2 separate regions of the Mus musculus genome follow, and region 2 is linked to region 1. Evidence: chromatin loops called from intact Hi-C (ENCODE). Cell type or tissue: left cerebral cortex. All regions are shown on one strand.

The links. Hi-C counts contacts between places; a loop is a spot of excess contacts. Peaks named below come from ENCODE experiments on the same cell type or tissue, not always from the same donor. Only the 100,000 strongest peaks of a DNase experiment are listed, where the experiment ranks them.
Region 2: a loop joins it to region 1, with 15 times the contacts of the local background. A loop is called at or near these places in 5 of 42 quality-filtered maps.

The regions. Positions count from the first base shown.
Region 1 is chr3:76,564,733-76,569,732 of GRCm38, forward strand. All of the region lies in intron 8 of Fstl5 (follistatin-like 5), which reads left to right. Among named protein-coding and RNA genes, the nearest start is that of Fstl5, 490 kb to the left of the region's middle. In left cerebral cortex, a CTCF peak has its summit at 2,813; no DNase peak of the experiment used is centred here.
Region 2 is chr3:76,070,799-76,075,798 of GRCm38, forward strand. Fstl5 (follistatin-like 5) reads left to right here and starts at 3,763. Exons shown (of 16, transcript NM_178673.4): 1 at 3,763-4,176. In left cerebral cortex, no CTCF peak of the experiment used is centred here; DNase peaks (open chromatin) are centred at 2,334, 3,758 and 4,757; H3K4me3 peaks cover 1,935 bases; H3K27ac peaks cover 655 bases.

The sequences.
Region 1 (5,000 bases):
ATTTAACATGAGGACATTCTCAAGATAGCTTAATTAGAATTTAAGCACCCTTTGCAATTTGCATGTGCACTTGCTAATACCTGTGATCTAAAAATAAATTTCACTTCATTTAAACTAATAATGTATCTATCTTGTTTCCTGGGTTTGCTTTGCTGTTATTGGTGGAGACATCTCAGGTTTTTCATCACTAAAACTGAAGTTCGTGATTATTTCTTCTGTATTTTATTTGAATTTCAGCTCAAGCCAAAATAGTTACAATGACATCTTTTACTTTCAAACAATAGCTTTGCATAACTGATAGAATTATGAGAATCTATAGTTACACTCATGTAATTAATTCTCATGTGATTAGAATACTTTATTGAACTACATATCAGCAAACTTCTTTATTGTTTTTGTAAGATATCATTATTAATTGTGGTCAAATAGATGGCTACAGAAATTATTCATATAGAGAAATAGACCAACATCGGTTCTACAGATGTTATTCAGTCAATATTATACTGTTTTCTGGCACTATGGTCAATGGATCACATTTTACAATATACATATAGGCCTTTATGATTTTGTCAGATTGATACATTTTGTCCTCCTTTAACACATTTTACTAAATGTACAAAAAGACTTGCATGGTCTTTTATAACTTTTTCTGGTGATTTCTCATAAGATGAAGGAACTTGTGTATAAGTTTGTGCTCCTAAAGCCTATGAGTGTGTAAAGTAATCACTGCATGGTGACTGCCTTAAATGTCTCACTTTCTCTGGCTGATGTCACAATTTCCTGAGATCTGTCAGAGATTTCATTTCTCTCCTCGAATATCTTAATAAACACTCCAATTCAAAGTAATCTTTTTCACTTTAGATAATTGCCTTTGCAGTTTTTTCAGTCAGTATTTAATTTGAAAAGTTTACTACCGTCATCTTAGATTTTAATATATATATATGCAGATGTATATTAGATTTAAGTATGGCCTTGGACCATGAATTCTTTGTTTCCCTTGTATATTTAAGTTGACCAGAAAACTTCATATTATTAATTATTTTTAACATATCAAATAAGCAGAAAAATTGTTTTTAGCAAAATATAAATTACCTACTCCATGGAACATTGGTATTTGCTCTGTTGGCAAAAAGATGTACTCTTTAAGAGGTCTTTTGAAGTTTGACATGACAAACAATTTCATAAAGAGGTATGCAGTTTGAAAAAGAATGCTGTCTCAAAATGTGCCAAGAATATATCCATGGCTTCTATAAATTTTCTCTTAATAAACAAGATTGCAACACAGAAAGCTAAATAATTATAGATATCTGGGTAAAGTTTCAGACTTGCAGAATTTTGATTTCCATTGAAAACTGTATGTGAATTGATATAAGTATTTATTAAGATTATATCAAGTACAAATAGGCTTCATGCTAATTGAGATATTTAGACAAATTAACCTTAAACAATTTAGTGCCAATCAGAGACTTTATACTGATCCAGTGAAAAAGGCACTGCTTTTCTGGTTAATACCATGAATGTGATGATGCTTACAAGCAAGAAAATCCAAAATAACAGGGAAAGTCAGAATGGATATGAATCTTCAATGGCTTTACTGTTATCAATGATATATCAAGCTTGCCATTCCTGATTACCATCCCCTCCCCCCCTGCTTCTGTGACATTACCAGCTAATACACAGCAGTTTAAGATTGTTTTCCAGAGGGAAAAATGGGATTCTTTTTCTGAGCACCTCCAATAGATCTCTACTAATTATATGAGGGTATGCTTCAAAATGAAATTCAGTCTCTTATTCACTGTGTGATTAACATTCTACAGTAGATGCTGAGCATCGCTAAGGCACAGCCCTGAAATTCCAAGTGCCCCAGCTCTGCAAACTTTTTGGTGCTGATGGACTGCCCACATGTAGCACTTCACACTAAACCTCGTGTAATGAGTTACCAATGAATGTGAGACACACCAAAATACTGCATGAAGTTACTTTCTGACATTATGAAAAGTTATGGTAAACATAGCTGAATTTTATATGTATAGTTGGGTAAGATTCCCCAAGCTATCTCATTACATATAAACAAATTATGTAAATTCTACTAAAACAATCTAAAGATATTTTCTCTTAAGTTTTTGAATAAATGATGCTTACCATGAGTGGCATTTGTGGCTGTCAATATAATTCCACAACTCTGAATAGATTATTTTTACTATTATAGTACTGGTAAGCAGCTTACCTTTTGGTTGAAGGTCACTAGTTATTTTAAAATAAAACAGCCATTAGCCTTAATCTCAGGAGGATTAGGCAAAAATAAAACTCAGGAGTTTGAAAGCTTGCAGGTCTAAAAAGAGAGTATAGGAGATTCTGGGACATATCAAGATTGGCATCAAATAAAATAAATTAAGATGCAACAAAATAAAATATTAATAAATATGCAAGGTTCTATGACAGCATTACTACTGCAATGCACTGTGGTTACCTATTCTATAAGAAATCCTCAACCGCACGCTTGAACATAGAAACAAAAGCTTCAAAGCAGTGGGCTTGTCAGAACAATGAAAGTTATTAATAAGGTACTATGTATTGCTGTAAATATTAGGAGATAATTTTGAAAGTGAATATAATATATAGAACAAAGAAATGCATAGGTAAAGGAAAAAAAGAATAAACTCATTACTGACAATAAATTTTAGGAAAACAAATTACATACATCAAGCTTTTTATATCAGGGTTATATTTTTTATCAGTTGATATGTTTGAGTAAATATCATTACTTTTAGTAAAACATATTGTAAATGGTCTGCCATCTATTGATAAAGCTGAAAACTGCAGTTTTGCTTTAAATAAGGATAACTCATACTTTGATGTTGATAGGACTAGGCTCCTAAAGCTAAGCATTCTTTGCTGTTGTGATTATCACTCTAAATTATCATTAGATCAGGTCAAAAATGGAAAATGTGTTAAAAATAATTGTATGAAGTCCTATATGTGATAATGATGGTGATTTAATAATGATTCCTGTATATGTATTCCTGAGAAGGCTGATACTTCTGATAATACACATTAATTTGTATTTACGTTAATTAAGATAGGATTAATTTTAATAATATTTTGAATAATACATGTAATCATTCTTTAGATAAATTAATTTAATACTTATTTTCTTTTAAAATATAATGAGGGATGAATCATGGTTTCATTTTTATCCATTTTATTTTAACATATCTGTGATATTTTTTAATATAGTAATGTATTTACCTTTAAAAACACTATTATGGCTTCATTCCATATTAATTTTTTTAAATTTTAGCTTAATAATTTGTATTTGACAAGAAAATCTGCAAGATTTAATTTTTAAACCTATGAGTTATAAATTTAACATTTTAAGTTTGCTGTGTAATATTTGGCAAGAATAATATCTATGCTTCTTGGTCAAATTGTTAGAGAGATATCAAATATTTTAGGAGAATAAAGGGTTATTAAATATAATATTGTATTAACTACATGTGAATTGCATATATTTTGATCATGTATATCTCTCACTATTTCCACTAAGTCCTTTAAGATCCACTCCCAAATTCTCTACTCCTTTAACTTCATTTCTTTATTATTCAATAGCTCACTGATCCCAGTTTGTGTTGTCCCTATAATTAAGGATATGGGGCCATCCATTGAGTATGGTTGACCTACCAGGGGCCACATCTGTAAAGAGCACTGACTTTACCTCTCTCAGAAGCAATCAGCTGTTAATATGGCCTCAGTTAGTGGCTATGATCATGAACCCCTTCCATCCCCATGCTAAAATGCTGTCTGTTTTAATCTTTGTAAGTCTGGTGCAGGAGTTGCTGTGAGTGCATGAGTGCTGAGGTTTGATCATATCAAGAACACTGTTTTTCTCTGGTCTTGTAAGACCCCTGGCTCTTAAAATCTTTCTTTGACTATTCTATGGTGGTGGTTCCTAAGGTTTAGAGGGGTGGTGTGAGATAGATATTCCATTTATGTCTGAACAAACTCTTGATACTTTTTTAGTAAGCACATTGAACAGTTGTAAGTTTCTGCACTAGCGGAATTCCACTGCACTAAGAAATTTCTCTGACAAGATCAGAAATATAGAAGGATGTATGTATACAGAAATAAGAACCTAGAAAGGATGTATGTATACAGAAATAAGAATCTAGAAAGAAGATTGATGATGTTAAAACGTCCATTTAGTAGTAAGTCAGGCTGAAGCCTGTGGTCTTTCCAACTATGATCTCTGAGCCATATTTACAGTAGGATATAAGCTTAGATTTTTTTTCAAAATACACTTTAATTAGGGTTTTCAAACACTTCAACCTCCTTTCTAGCGCAGTGATCAAAGATAGTGGAAGATGATGGTTAATAGGCAAGGGGAATGTAGACCTGTTAAGAAGTAGTTCTTTGGGGTTGATTCCAATCATCATTATCAGGATATCAGCAGTCCAGTCCAGAAAATTATATATGAAACAGGAGCAGCAGTCTGCTCTCATTCTCTCTCTCTCTCTCTCTCTCTCTCTCTCTCTCTGTATGTATATATATATATATATATATATATATATATATATATATATAGATAGATAGATAGATAGACACACACACACACAGGCTCAGCAAAATTGTTATGAGTCTGCAGAAGCAGCCAGAATACCATGAGGTGCTTTCTTTCTACAAAGTCATAACAAGTAATGATCAGTGAAGACCAACAAAGTGTTGCAAGGTGAACCAATTCAGGAGCTTCCTTCACTGCCTGTTGGGTTATGCTTATACTCTTTCCAAACCATCACGTATCCTCTCAAGTGACGACCTCAGCAAAACATCCTCTCACATGTCTGCTTCAGCAAAACAACCTCTCATTAAGAGAGCGTCCAGACAAACATCACATGACACAACTGAATCTTCAAGAATTTCAACTTCAGTATGAAGCATTGGTTTCAATCTGTAAAGCAGGCCTTAAATCTAATCAGAAAGAAGGTAGTTACCCACTTAAGTTT
Region 2 (5,000 bases), 490 kb before region 1:
AACTCATATATAACTAGCAAACTACTTGAATAGCGCATTAGAATTTAATAGCACTTAAATAAAGCACATAAATTGACTAGAGAGAATAGATAAGAAGAAAGGAAAAAGGGAAGTTGTTAGTACAAAAAAGAAGAAAGTATAAATTTCAAATGCCAAACATAAAATCTTTTGTATGTTGTAATTAAGGATGGGGTTGTTGTAAACTGGCCACAACACAAAGGCATAATTTTAAACTCTTTCTTAATGAAATTAACTGGTATACTTAACATATTTGAAAATATGCACTCTTCTGATATTAGAAGGCAATGCCATGATGTCAATGCCACATTGAGGGCATGTGGGGACAGTGGGACATTCATGCTATGCCATAGCCTTCTGATTCTCTTAATTAAGATGCTTAGGATATTTACGACTATGAGCTTTCTTTTTGCTTTGTTCTCTTTTCATTCGTGGGACTAAGAGATCACAGAGTAAGAAGTGCTAGACTTCTGCTTGTCACAGCAAACACATTCTTCCTTTGCAACAAATGTTGTAAAAGACTTGTCTTAGTTTTACCTTCTCTTGCTGTGACAAACACCATGACCAAACGCAATGTGCAGAGGGTAGGTTTTATTTCAGGTCATAGTTGTAGTGCATCATGGAGGGAGGTCAGTGTAAAATAACAGGCCAGAAACCTGGAGGCTGAACCGAAACAGAGAGGCTTTACAGGGACCTGGCTTGCTCCCCCTGGCTTGCTCCCCTTGGCTTAGTTGGCATACCTTCTTTTGCTCCCCATGGCTACCAGTCCAGAAGTGATTTCCCTTGGTGGGCTGGGGCTCTTTCACACCACAACATCATTCAAAAAGAAAATGAATCACAGCCTTGCAATTTCCTAGTGCCAGATAACCCTAGCTCATGTCAAACAAGCAAACTAACTATCTAATTAACTAAATAGCTAACTAACTAATTAACTAAAATCTAGCCAGTACAAGACTCAGAAATAAAACATAAACAAACCATATATCACTGCTTTCCTTAAAGCATTTACAACTTCGGCATATTATATATGCAAAAATGATTAGAATTTTGGGATATTATATACAATAAAATAATTATAATTTGAAAATGAAATAATATGACATTCGGGAGTCAAAAGTTATCTGAACTCACATTGAGCTTCATCATGACCACGTGTACCCATACATACTATTAATATGCTTGCATAAACAATGACTAGACGGGGGCCTCCAGTCTATATTTTCTTAGTTTTTCCTGGGTAGATGAACCATCCCTCCCTTCTCATAGGGTACTTCATTCAATTTCCTCTTGCCCTCGCCTCATCTCCCAGCCTGTTTGTACTGAGATTTCTTTTCACAAGTATAGTAGACAGATGCAAAATCATCATACTCAGCGAAAACTTCATGAAGTTTTGTACTTTAAAGAATTGTAGACGTTAAAAGAGAAATTTCAGATGTTTTTATTTATATTCTATGTCAACAACAACAACAACAAAACCCCAGATATGTCACAAAATTCAAATCATACAAATACAGGAAGTCACAAAGGGGTCAGAATAATTTGAAAGTCACCATATTTCATTAGGACATTAAAGAATGTAAACAAACACCGCCCCCTTCCCCCGCCCCCCCCTCCGCCCCCTCCCCTACCCCCCTCCGCCCCCTCCCCCTCCCCCTCCCCCGCCCCCCTCCGCCCCCTCCCCCGCCCCCTCCCCCTCCCCCGCCCCCCAACCCTGGCTACTCCAGTGGAGGATGCATTAGAGCCCATGATGCCTGTTTGGTGTATGTGTTTCTGGGCATGTCTGTCAGAATTGCTCTACTTCCTATTGCTCTTTCTCTCATTTCTCTCTCCTTTGCTCTCTTCTGTTCTTTTTAGAGATGATGAGAAAACAATTAGCATCCCACCTTTGTATTTGGAAGCTTCCCAGTCCACCCTTTTTAGACTTTGAATAATTGTATGATTGCCTCATTTGGATTCCTACCCTTAATGTCTTATTACTGGAGTGAACTGAAAATTAACGCTGATTAAATAATTGCCATAGGTTTTCTTGCATTCTTACAAGACTATATAAAAATGTCTTATGTATTTCTGCAGTAAACTATCAAATCTTCTCTGACGGCATAGCATGAGGACATCAAAGCAATGCCTGGGTTATTTCTCTTTCCACCGCCAGCCTAAGGGCAGGCTATTCAACTGGCTTTGTTGTAATTGTAATTGACAATACCCACCTGCTCCCATGAATTACCTTTCATTTCCTGCCATGGTTTCTAAAACTGTCATTAAAAGTGCACCAGGAACAGAAACAATAAATCTACGCGCACGCGCATGTGTGTCCACATAATGAGCAGCTCAAAATAACATTTGCCATTTATATATTAACATAAAGTTGGTAGTCGCCAGAGGAGACCAAAGCATGGCAGATTGCTCTGCATCTGAGAATTATTGTCTTTGTTTGTTAAAGATGCTTTCCCAGGAAACCCAAGTTGATCATCTAATTAACGTTGCTGGGAACACAGGAGTGGTCCCAGTGAGAAGTTTGCTTAGATTCCTGGAAAACGATGAAGAACTCGTGTAATCCTGTGGAAAATAGCACATTTAATAGTAGGTGTTTTTTAAAAAAAATGATACACATTTTATGAAAAAGCTTTATGTAATTAAAAATCGTGGGCTTAGTTTTATATACTACTTTCTGTTCAATTAACACTAGGTGTAGGAAGTTTGTGTGGAAGGTATGGGGCTGTACCTGGAGTGGTTTTTTTGTTTGTTTTTGGTGGGTTGTTTTTTGTTTTTGTTTTTGTTTTTTTTTGTTTTTGTTTTTTTTGGTTTTTGTTTCCTTCACAAGTCAGAGATCACTGTGGATGTGACCTGTCTGGGCCTCTTCCTTTGTCAAAGTCCTTTTTGTAGCATCCTGGGACAAGGAAGATCATACACACTGAGAGAACTGCTAAAAGCTGTGACACTGCTTCCAGCCTGTTCCATCTTTCATAGAACAAGTGATGTATCGGACATAATAAAAACTGTACAAGCTTCTTGGTTTGGCGATGAGAGTTGAAGCTGAGAACTTTCAAACAAAGCATTATTAATATGAGCTTCTAAAATCCTGCCATCTCCAATTCTATGAAGCTTATCATAAACTAAACAGTCACATGGCAAAAAAAAAAAAAAAAAAATCCTGTTTCGGAGAGGTGGCAAGCATTACAAGCTTTCAAATACCCTTCCTGCGCTCAGATATTTTTAATTCTTTTCCAGTCAAGTTTCTGCAGCAGGGCCTCACTCCAAGAGCCCCATATAGGAGCAGAAGTCTGAATCAGGTACCCACCCACAACCAAATGAGAGAGAAAGTTTGGTCTGGAAGATTAAAGGGTCTGATGCATGAGACAGGACTGGATGACTTCTTGGTGCGCAGTTCTTTACCTCACAGTCCCATACTAGGAAGCCTGGTCTCCCTAGCGGGCTGTGAGGTCGCAGAGTCCCGGGATCCGCGGTCCCAGCGAAGGAGGAGGCGCAGACACCGCCGCAGCCTTTATAGTTTCTGCTGGGCTCCGCGAATGGAGCATAAAGTCCGACCAATGCCCAAATGCTGATTTTAATCTTGAGTCTGGTCCTCTGGATTGCGGTAGCTGAACCCATCAGAAGCCCAGCCAAGGGGCCGCCCCTCACCTCCTGGAGAGTTAATATGCAAAACAGTTACGTCAGATGTGGGGGCGGGGCACACCGGGGTTGACGGGCAGCCTGGCTTTTGCGGAGGGAGGAGGCGCGAGAATCATCCTGGTTCAGTGACTGAGACAAACTGGACGTGAGCGGAGCTGGTGCTGTCCACAGAGTGTCGGTGCTGAACCCCGGGTGTAAGGGATCGCCTGCTTGGGCACCTGGAGGCAACGCCCACTGGAACCCTATGTGCCCAGTGGGACCCGCTTCACCACAGGACCCAATTTAACTTGACAAAGGAGTGCGACTCGGACGTGGGAGAGACTCCTATGTTTGCAATCTGGGCGCCCACTCAGGCGTGACTTTGGAGATTCTGTAGTTCTAACTCAAAGTATTTGGATTTTTTTTCCAACCTAAGAGGATCTTTTCATCGTTATTATTTTTCTTTTTTCTTTTTTACACTGTGACTCATATTTTCACATCATTTAGAAATCTTTTTGGAGGACTTTTTTGTTTTTTACTTCAAATAAGGTAAGAATAGAATATTGTTATAAATGATTGCAAGTGGGTGAGAAATGCAGGCAGCCGTGAAAAAATTTAAAAATAAGTTATTTTTATTTCTATAATTTGAGACAGGACTTTGGAAATAATTATAAAAATTAATAATTTGATACAATAGAGATGCTCTTCTAATAATACTGAAGACCACGATTATTAAAGTGTTAAGGAAGTTGAGAGCTGTCTGTTTTTGTGAACTTAATGTCATGATACATCTTGCTTTATCAGTGTAAATATTTTAGATGAATACTTGTAGTGTGGCTTGGGTTTGTAACTGTTCAATATCAAGCCCACAAATATGTGTATGGATGTGATAAAAATTTCCAAGTTCTTTAAAATGCATTTAATTTAAAAGCATATTTGAATGACCTACTGTTTGCATAATAAATAATATTTTGTGTGTCTGAAACATGAATTGCAAAGTGCTGAGCTTGTTAACATGGTTTGGAGGGGAGACGGAAGGGATAGGGCTATTTCTGCCAGGCTGGCTTCATTTACATATGTTGTTGTGCAGCGGGTGCAAATAAAACTAGTGAAACTCAGTCTGTGAGGATTTCACACCCAAGGTCCTGTGAATTTCCAAGTTGGGGACTGCTTGTTCTGCTATTTCCTAGTAGATGTCATCTCTCCCCAGCCCGTCAGGTCAGAGGTGAATGCAAATGAGATACTCTGATTTAATAATATAGTATCAGCTTACATTATAGTGTTGACTGCTTAGGTGATTGAGTGAGGCAGGTAAGCTTGGGTTGAGAAGATGTCTTGCTATTTCATCAACCTTTAACCTCTTGCATGCTTAA